Regions from separate parts of the Mus musculus genome. Here region 1 is linked to region 2. A link is a loop called in an ENCODE intact Hi-C map of the cell type or tissue named here. Cell type or tissue: left cerebral cortex. All regions are shown on one strand.

Evidence for each region. Hi-C counts contacts between places; a loop is a spot of excess contacts. Peaks named below come from ENCODE experiments on the same cell type or tissue, not always from the same donor. Only the 100,000 strongest peaks of a DNase experiment are listed, where the experiment ranks them.
Region 1: a loop joins it to region 2, with 3 times the contacts of the local background. A loop is called at or near these places in 6 of 42 quality-filtered maps.

Annotation. Positions count from the first base shown.
Region 1 is chr8:48,383,221-48,388,220 of GRCm38, forward strand. The region is part of intron 4 of Tenm3 (teneurin transmembrane protein 3); the gene reads right to left. Among named protein-coding and RNA genes, the nearest start is that of Gm51531, 74 kb to the left of the region's middle. In left cerebral cortex, no CTCF peak of the experiment used is centred here; DNase peaks (open chromatin) are centred at 219 and 2,810; H3K27ac peaks cover 258 bases.
Region 2 is chr8:48,511,297-48,516,296 of GRCm38, forward strand. All of the region lies in intron 2 of Tenm3 (teneurin transmembrane protein 3), which reads right to left. Among named protein-coding and RNA genes, the nearest start is that of Gm39178, 150 kb to the right of the region's middle. In left cerebral cortex, a CTCF peak has its summit at 2,109 (motif pointing left); DNase peaks (open chromatin) are centred at 53, 454, 1,361 and 2,711; H3K4me3 peaks cover 815 bases; H3K27ac peaks cover 852 bases.

The DNA of each region.
Region 1 (5,000 bases), 130 kb before region 2:
GCCTTATTTGCTTTATAAATAAAAAATTTAAAGTATGTATGTTATAGAAAGAAACAAAAAAGACTATAAATTGTCGTGACAATTTTAGCTCAGCTACCCAAAGTGACATCTCTTTCCTCTTATAGATGTTAAGTGTGACAAAAGTTCTCGTTAAATCAACAAAGAATAAAAACACATCTCCTAACTTTCCTCTAAGTTGCGTGCAGATTTTTTTTTGGTCTCTGAGAACTGACTTTCTGAGTTACATTTAAGTTATGTTGTAAATCGTCAGCTCTGTCCCTAAGTCAAAATGCAGGCCTTAGCAGAAATCCTTCTCTAATGTTCAGATTCAATAAGCTACGACTTCTATATGCTCTGCTACTCGCCCATAATCCCTCCTTGCCTTCCCTCTCCTCGTCTTCCTCTCTCCTTTCCTCACATCTTCCTTTATTCTTCTCTGCCCCCCCCCATCTCTGTGTCTCATTTTCTCATCTCTTGTCTGGTGAGGGGTGAGGTGAAGGCACAGCACATGCCAGAGTTTTACCATTGAGTCAACATCCCCCCTATTGAGTCTCTCTCTCTCTCTCTCTCTCTCTCTCTCTCTCTCTCTCTCACACACACACACACACACACACACACACACACACACACACTGCCTGGGCTGTCTTCTCCTCTTATATTCTCTTATATTTCAATAGTGATGGTGACTGAAATGAACTGCTACGTGTCTCCTTCCTCCAAAATATTACAACCTGTAAGAGGACATGGGGTAGTGACAACGTAAGATTGTCTAAATCTAACCACTGCTGAATCTGTGACAGTGTGTCTTCCACAGCAGCAACACAATCAACAAACCCGCTGAATGCATGAATGGTCACTAGCTGTGTAGATGATTGCATGCCTCCTATGCAGACGGCTACACCGCTAAGGGCACTGGAAGTAGAAGTTTTAGAAGCCTTATCGTCGACAGAGAAGGACAGGATGAGCAGCCTGTAGACATTTACAGATGATACGGGAACTATAAACATGTAGCAGAAAACTGTTTGGGCGTTATTTCATCTGCTCAATTTTAAGATGGAGCCATTGACTTCAGAGTCCATGGAATTCAAAGTCTTCATAGTAAAGTTATTGAGAAGTCTGAGCAGCCTACACAGCCAGTCATTTACCCTTCTGAATGATGGCAGTACTCTCTCTGCTCTGTGGGTATTACTCCCTGAACACTCTGCTCTCAATATCACTCATGCAAAAGCCAGTGATAGGGCAACACCACGGAATAGTATGCATTGTGGTACCGGCGTGGGCAACTGCTTTATTGTGCATCTTAGCTGCCATTGTTTGCAGATATGGCTGCAGCCCACAAAACATGCACACAAGACGCACACACAGAGACACATACACACACACACACACACACACACACACACACACACAATAACCTAAGACAGAGACCATTACTCGATGTCACAAAAAAGCTGTTTATCACTAGGCACAAGCTGAAGATGAATTGAATTTAAAATTATTTCTAATTGTTAGCAATCTAGACTATTTTCCAAGTCAAGAGATCCCTATATTCAAATAAAAAAATTTGCTTAAATACAGGATTTTTGATATTATTTATTTTAGCTGGCTTCATACCAAGCTAAGAGCAACATAAACTATTCTCAGCGGAAAGGAGGGGCATAAGAGCTTGTACCTTTCTGATCTGGGAAGTGCTTTCTTTCTGTGGAAATAATACAAAACACGATGAACTCAAAACCAAATATGCTAATGAAAAGCAGCAAAAACTCTACACTGTCACAAATCAGCAGCAAGTATTGTAGGCTTTTCTCAGTGAGTTCAAGCAGAAATCGCTGGGTTGGTATTACCAAGCTGGGAGCAGACTGTGCTGGGTTTTAAGTGATCTCCAGTCCTCATCCATGTTCTAACACAAAGACATGGAAAATGTTTTGTGAAAAATTCACCAAGAAGATTTCCTACTGAAAGCCAGGATAAAACCCCAAATGATATGAACAAAGTTTAGAGAGTGTTGAAGGATTGCAGAAATGCATAGCACTGTTGTTATTAAGGAAAAACAAACAAACAAACAGACCCCCCAGTTTTGTAGAGCTTAGTTTTTGCTAGCTCTGTCTTCTTTTGGGGTTCAAAAACGTAGGATATTCTTGAAGGTCGTTTAATGAAAGGATGATTTTTGCCCTTCCCCTCAGGGAAGCTGTTTTACTCTGTGACTCCATCTACCACTGAATCAGGCTTAAATGTGTCTTAATTTCATGACTATAAAAATAAAATATTGATTCCAAAACTTCAGCTTCACAATAGCCCTCCTCTAAAATTCAGTCAACACAGCTTTCCTATGATGCAATGAAATCACAGTAGCATAGAACGCTCCCTTCTCCAGCTCAGGTAAAATGTAACGCGTCAAAGCGTGACGGGAAGATGCTGTGGTGAAAACTGGGTTGGAATTCAGAGCATGGCTGTGTTCTACAACCCACTAAACCAGCACTTTTATTACAAGGACATGTCTACAAAGGAAAAAGAATGTCACCACACTCTATCTTACCACATATATTTAACTGGTTGATTTTTCCATGATGCATAAAGGGTCAGCATGTAGTCCCTTCTGACCCCGAGATGCATATATATAGCTGGCACTGTAATCAATTTCAAGGTACACAGAGAGGTGAAGATGTTCAAAAAATGCAAATATGCTCAGAAGTAGCACAGAGAACGGCTACGGAATCCTAACTGCACTGAACCCTGGCTCTGCGGGTTGCTTCTTTTACTAGGCTCGGGGAATGCTCCTGTTGTTAAACAGCCCTTTTAGCAGACACATGACAACATCTATTTTCGGACTCACTTCACTCGGGAGCAGCTGTTCCAGGGAAATAAATAACAACATATATATTTTTAAAATGAAAAGGAGAATTGGAAATGCGTGTGGTTCTTTGGTTAACAGCACGTGTCGGGAAGGCAATCAAAAGAAAAATAGTGCTGAATTAGCCGTGGTTTTCAGGAAGTAAATTCATAAACATAAAAAAAAAATCAGCTATTTTCGGCTACAGGAAACAAACAAACAAACAAACAAACCCTTACCAAGTTGTTACAAAGAAAGGCAAGGCAAGTGTTAAAGCACACAGAATTCCTTTTTAGGGAGTGATAGAAGTGTTCGGAAATTGGCTGGGATGACAGTTACAAAGTTTGGTGACTGCTACCATCACTGAATTTCATATTGTAGATGGGAGAACAAATATATGCTGTGAGCTGAATTATTGGTTAGGGAAAAACCTAGTCGAAAGGACAAGAAGCTGAGAAACTGGGCTAGCACAGTGCATGTTACTAGGATTTCTGTTCTCTCAAGGTTCCTTAAGCTGAAAGAGCATCCATGAGTTGATGAATATTGCCAGCTTAACGGTATCTACTATCACCTTGGGGACAAAGCCCTGAGCATACACGGGACCGTTCTAGATTAGGTTAAGTGTGGTTGGAAGAACACCCTCAATCTGATATTATGTTCCAGGGTCCCAAAGAACATGATATGAAAGAGCCAGCTCAGCATGGACATTCCCGCCTCTCTGCTTCCTGTCTGGGAATGCACTGTGAACAGTTATTTGCAGCATCTGCCTCCATGATTTCTCTGGCAGGACAAGCTGCACCTTGGAACCGTGAGCCAAAAGGAACCTTTACTCTCAGGTTGCTTTTATCAGACGCTCTGTCCCAGCAATGAAGAAAGAAGCTAACATGGCGTGGAAACAAATAACTTCAAGGCTCCCGATGAGGGGGAAATGCAAAGTCTTTAGACTCTGCCTAGTGGGACGTGGAACCCAAAGCTAAATGTTGATAACGCTTCTTACTCGGCCGGTGTGAACCGCTTGGTGCAGCTGTAGGAGGTGTTAAGTACCACCTTGACTTTGATTTGTATTTCATGATGCTACGCATGTTCATATATCAAGATGAAGTGCCTGGATCTTTAGGTTACCCACCCTTCATCAAAGGAAAACAGGACTCTGTCAAAAGAGTATGAGGACCAAGACTCCACTGTACAACTGTGAACGCAAACGGCGGTGAGTGCAAGTAACAGACTATAATCTGCACCTATTCTGCTGGTTACTGCTCATCTTTAAAATTCCAGTTTTGGAGTGGATGGAGGATTTAAAAAAAAAAAGGAAGATGAATAAATTAGGAGATATCAAAGTAGGTCAGGCTTTTTTTTTTTTTTTTTTAATAGTTCTACAGTCTACATCCTCGGACTTAACATTGTGCTTAGTAATCAGGGATTCCCACCCCGTAAGGGACTATCGCCTTAAAGGGCAGAGAGGATTTTAATTGGGAGCTCAGCAGTAGAAAGAAAACCATCAGGTGACTACTGAGAAGATGTTTCCAATCCCTTAATTGGGATAGCGCCATGACAACACACAGACTGTGTTGTACATCAGCCGGGGGACTCCTCTTCAGCCCGCCTCATGATATCCTCACCAAAGCCTTGTTTTCTACCACTGTCCTAGTCCTGAAGTCTCCAAATGGCGGCCACTGGCCACCTGTGGCTGATCAAGTTTAAATTAATTAAGAGGAAAAGGAAAACTTCACTTCATTAAATTAATGAGCCACCCTTGAAGCGCTCTACATCCAGATGTGACTGGCAGTTAATGAATTGGACAGGGTGCCAACAGGGCATTTCTATCATCAAATGGAGCATTTGACAGCCCTGTGGAGATCCTTGGTGCCCAAATATGTTCTATGGGTTCCAGTGGCAGCATCTTGGGGCCTGTTGGAAAGTCACAATCTTGGTTCTCACTGTGGATCTGTTGACTCAGAACGCACATTTCAAGGAGATTCCCGAGGGGGACCTGGGCTCATTCAAGTGTGAAAAAAAAGCACAAGTCTGGCCCTCCCACCCCTCAAGTTACCTCCTCCGGAATGCCCCGAAAGCAGCCTTGTAAACACAGATTAGATGATTTTTCACTCCAACGTTTAAGTTTTTTAAATCTCTTCCCTCTTTCTGGGTCTTTCGAAACCTCATCAAATAC
Region 2 (5,000 bases):
CTCTGAAGATTTGGCACAGATACGGAGTTCAGAATAGGAACAAGTGTGCACTGATGGAGAGGAGCTACTACGGCTATTTCTAAAAATAGCATGGCTGCAGGCTTCCGGAGGCTTAGGATTCTCACGAAACGAAACTGAGAGATTCTTAAGATAGAACCAGGAGACTGTAGCTGAAGATTCCTGACTGACGTGAATATGACTTCCTTTATCCCAAAGGATGCAGTGACTTCTCAGGCTCGGGTAGCATCATGATTAGTTATAATTGACTTTGCCTTTTAATTTTTAAGGCAATCTATAAATTATGGATTGTTGTGTCAATCGGAAGACAGGATTTTGACATCGTACACCATATACCTCATGATTGTCGTCAAAACCAAGTCCTTTATCGGGGTGCCTGGCAGTCTGCTACATCTTTAAAAGAAAAAGAAAATCACTTCAGGAAATTTCAGCTTATATTACTGAAGCTCATCGCATAAATTTAGCATATGCTGGCATAATTCTAGTGCGGCTTCAAACACTACAGAAATGCGGCGTGCCGTCAGGAATTCAGAGAGATGTGCAATACAAGCTTATCCGGAGAAACTCGGCACTCACTTCACTGCCCCTCGTTTTTTTTGAGGACACACTGTCTGAATTCCCTCTTCCCAGGACTATCCCTGCCTGCCTGCCTGCCTGCCTTTGGACCACCTCTTCCTACAGCTCGGACCACCTGCTGGGTAGATGCAGCCCACTGCCATTCCTCTCAAATTAATGGGATGCTAGCCAGTTCCCGTTCTCCTCAGCCTCTCAGCAGGTGCACTTTACCTGGAACATTGGGAATCCGTGAAGCAAGGAAAGAGGAGGATTTATCTCCCTCTTTCCCATTACTGTTCTGCATCCCAAGCCCTTCCTCTTACTTTACCCCAAGTGTCCATGGAAGCACCCACGGACAGTAACACAACCAAAAGGCAACCCCCCTCCCGACCCCCCCCACCCCCTCGAGGAGGGGATCCTTTCTCACATTCACATCTGGTGACGTGTGGTGACATTTAAGGCTACTGAAAGGTACACATTGGAACCTTCTTTAGGATCAACTGTATATAATCCATGCTTAAAAGAAAAAAAAATGGGGTAAAATACTCAGTTTTCACCAACGTATTTCACAAAGGTTAACGAAACCTTTGAGCAAACTGGAAAACATTTCCTACTGATTAGCATTTCAATATAACATGATACATTGATGAAATACAGATGAAAAATTTTCAACATATCTAAGACTCACAAAGTTACTTGATATGAGCTAGGGATGGGGTAGCCAGTTTATGTGTTTCCTACGCACTCGGCTGGCCGTGGGTTTATTTTCAGCACTAGGAAAAGTGCCCGTCTTGGGCATGGATATATGTTAACTTTTTTTGGCTAATGAATCTATAAATTTGGTTAGATGCTACAAGACTATACAAATTGATGTGTACTGCATACAGATTTTGCTGCAAATTCATAAAGTAGTGAAATTAAGCAGATACCACACACTGCTTAAGAATATTTCTCAATAACATACATGCAGTGAAATTCATTCTTCCATCTACTCAAGATCCCATGGGTCTCAAACTAAACCAAGATAAACAGCACCCAAAATTTACACGGCATACCTGTGCTGCAATCGTATCTAAGCATCTAAAGGCCCATATGAGGGCAAACTTAACATGGCTAGTTAAAACCCATAGTGACCACACTGAATTCACAGAGAACCCTCATTATAAATCAGTGGTTCTCAGACTGTGGGTCCTAACCCCTTGTGGGGGTCAAACGGCCCTTTCACAGAGGCCACATTTCAGATATTTACATTACAAGTCATAAAGGTAGCAAAATTACAGTCCTGAAGTAGCAACAAAAATAATCGTATGTTTAGGGATCACCACAACACAAGGAACTGTATCAAAGGGTCGCATCACCAGGAAGGTTTAGAACCACTGTTAAGAATCTTTATGGGGGTGGGGGGTGCTGGAGAGATGGCTCAGTGGTTAAGAGCACCAACTGCTTTTCCGAAGGTCCTGAGTTCAAATCCCAGCAACCACATGGTGGCTCACAACCATCCATAATGAGATCTTGCGCCCTCTTCTGGTGCATCTGAAGACAGCTACAGTGAACTTAGATATAATAATAAATAAGTCTTAAAAAAAAAAAAGAATCTTTATCGGTATGTGGATAGCAAAAACAGCCTTCCTAAGCCACCGCTGAAAGGAATAGATAGTAAGTTTCTTGCTGGTTGACTGAAGGGTTCTTGCCTTTTCTCAAAATGATTTGTAGCATTTTATGTGCACTGAAGAGTCGGGAGCAAAGGCAGGCACAAGGTAGGCATCAGGAAGAAACCACAGTGGATAAAACGTGGTCACAAATTAATGCCTGCGGTTTGGAGTCCTTGTGCGCCTAGGCTAACAGCTAGCAAGGAAGGTTCCACACGATGCCCAGATAGCTACTTGCCAGGTAGCCCCTTTTATTCTGTATTAATGCACCCAGGATTAATTTTTGAAACTATCATTCACAAAATTGTTCAGAATAGTTTTTTTTCCAAGAAATTCTTTAGCACGATAAAAATAAACAATGGAGACTCTTCCCCTTAAAGAATAATTAGATCACAGGCTGTCCCACTTAGTTCTCCTCGGCATCTAAAGTTACCTTCACTCAAAGACACCACTGCCTCCCCCACAGCCTGGCATATTCACACACCCACTACCATCTGACAAATGGTCTGATGATCTCTCGATTCAGGAGTCTCCTCTGCAGAGGGGAGCACCAGGGAATGACCTTCAAACTCTCCAAGGCCAAGAAAGAAAGTCACGAAAGTTAAGATCAAAGAAACTACCTCCCATGACTGAAGACACAAGACTTGGCCTCCCAAGCGCCAACCTTGCGATTGCGGGAGGTTATCATGGCTCTCACAACACAACACAACAAAGTGCTGTCTCTGAAGGAGTCTTGTTTGTTTATTAATGAAGTGTTTGAATATTTATGTTTATTCCAAAGGCCAGCAAAGGACTACAAAACAGCAGCATGGGTGAACAGTTTGTAGCTGCACCGTTGGCCTAGCAGCTGGGGAACTTCTGCTGGGACATTGTGTGGAGAGAGGATGTGCCCTGTGCCAGGTGGTGGCTTCTGAACGCTGGTCACCAGCTCTGTTGTTAGGAACACATGCAGGGCCGTGGTGCACCAGCTTCCACACAGCACTGATGACCATGGGGAGTAGTCCTGGGGGGGACTGTGTGTGAGAAGCAACGGGGAAACCAGAGCCCCCCCCCCCAATACCATGCTCTGACATGAGTACTTGGCTCAATTCCAATCTAATATATTCCTTCCATAGATGATATAAAGAGTAAGGAGAAAGAAATGTGAGTCTAAAAGAAACAAGGAGATTTTTATCTACATGAAGGCCATTATCATTGTGCCCACAACATTGTACAATGGGAACATGTGCACAGTATATATTTATCTATAAATACATATATAAATACACATGTCATATAATATGTACGCCTGTAAATATAGACAACAAAGGGAGAAAGAAATGTCAGTTTAAAAGAAACAAGGAGATTTTTTTTAATCTACATGAAGGTCATTGTGCTCTCAATATTGTACAATGGAAATATGTACATAATATATATTTATATATAAACATATATGACACATATATAAATCCATACATATGTCATATAGTATGTATGTGTGTCTGTGTGTCTGTACGTTATGCATGCTATGTATGTAATGACATAATGCAGACCCAGCTAGCACAGTGGACTTATTCTTTAAAAAGGAGACCAGCAAATGCAGACATACGTGGTTGGAAAAGGTGGTAGTAAAGCCACCTTAAAAAAAAAAAAACCTTTTCAGGTAAGGCTGCAAACAATTCTATACAAACTGATGTGTTACGGTGATGGACAAGCATGAGGCTATGGCCATGTAAAATATCAATGGTGTTTGTGTTATTGGAGGCCAAGGGTTTTTTAGAAGGTAAGAAGAACATAGGAGGACACCTAGTCTAACTTCATTTCACAGAGGAGAGCAAAGCACACCTTGCCTCATGTCTGCACAGCTCATGAGTGGCACAGGCCACATCCATGACAGGCACATTTCACAGAGCCCAGCGTCACCAATGTTTGTGGTTCTGTGCCACCTCAGGGGTGCTCACTGCTTATCAGAAAAGTCCCTAGTCTCAGTTCGAAGTCTGGAGCTATCCATGATCGGATGTCAAACTTACTTTCCTACTAAGTTCCAATTAAACGTGTGGCTGTCTCTACAAAGGGCTCCCCCAACCCCATCCTGCTTTATAACACTCAAATCATTCACCACCTTGTAGGACACCTCTGCTTGTCTTTCGTGATCTTCCTTGCTAAGCTTCATTTCTCTCAAATACTATTTGGTCATCTTCCCTTTTATCATGCTCTGCCTGTGTGATGCTACCTAGAGTAACCTGTCGGATTGTAACTTCTATCAAGAAGACAGCCGTTCAAGTCCTACTCAGAAGCCACTGAAACCTTTCAGAAAGATCCACTAGGCCACACAACTCCATTTCAAACAAAACTTGTCAAAGTCTTCGCTCCAAGACACCCTCTGCCTCACTCAGTGGCCACTTCCTGATCTGTACCAGGAACAAGTTGATTTTCCACTATAGGTTAGGACACACAAGACCCCTCCTACTCTGAATACCGTGTGACTGGATCCTTGCCTGCAATGACCCAGTCTCATTTTGCAGATCAAAGATGACATCCTCAGACCCTGTACAAAGATGATATCCCATCTCCTCATGTCTCTCCATGGTATCGTCTACTCAATCCCGCTGCTCTGATGCCCTCCCATCCTCGTGGCTGATTACTTCTTGTATCTGTAGCACTGTCTTATCTAATCCCAGTGCTGGAGTCTAAGCCCCTTTAGGACAGGGAGGTATGTTTTCTTTCACTGATAGATTGCTAATCAGCTAACGCCGTCGAACACCAAACACTGTTGAATAAGTAACAAACTTTTCTCAC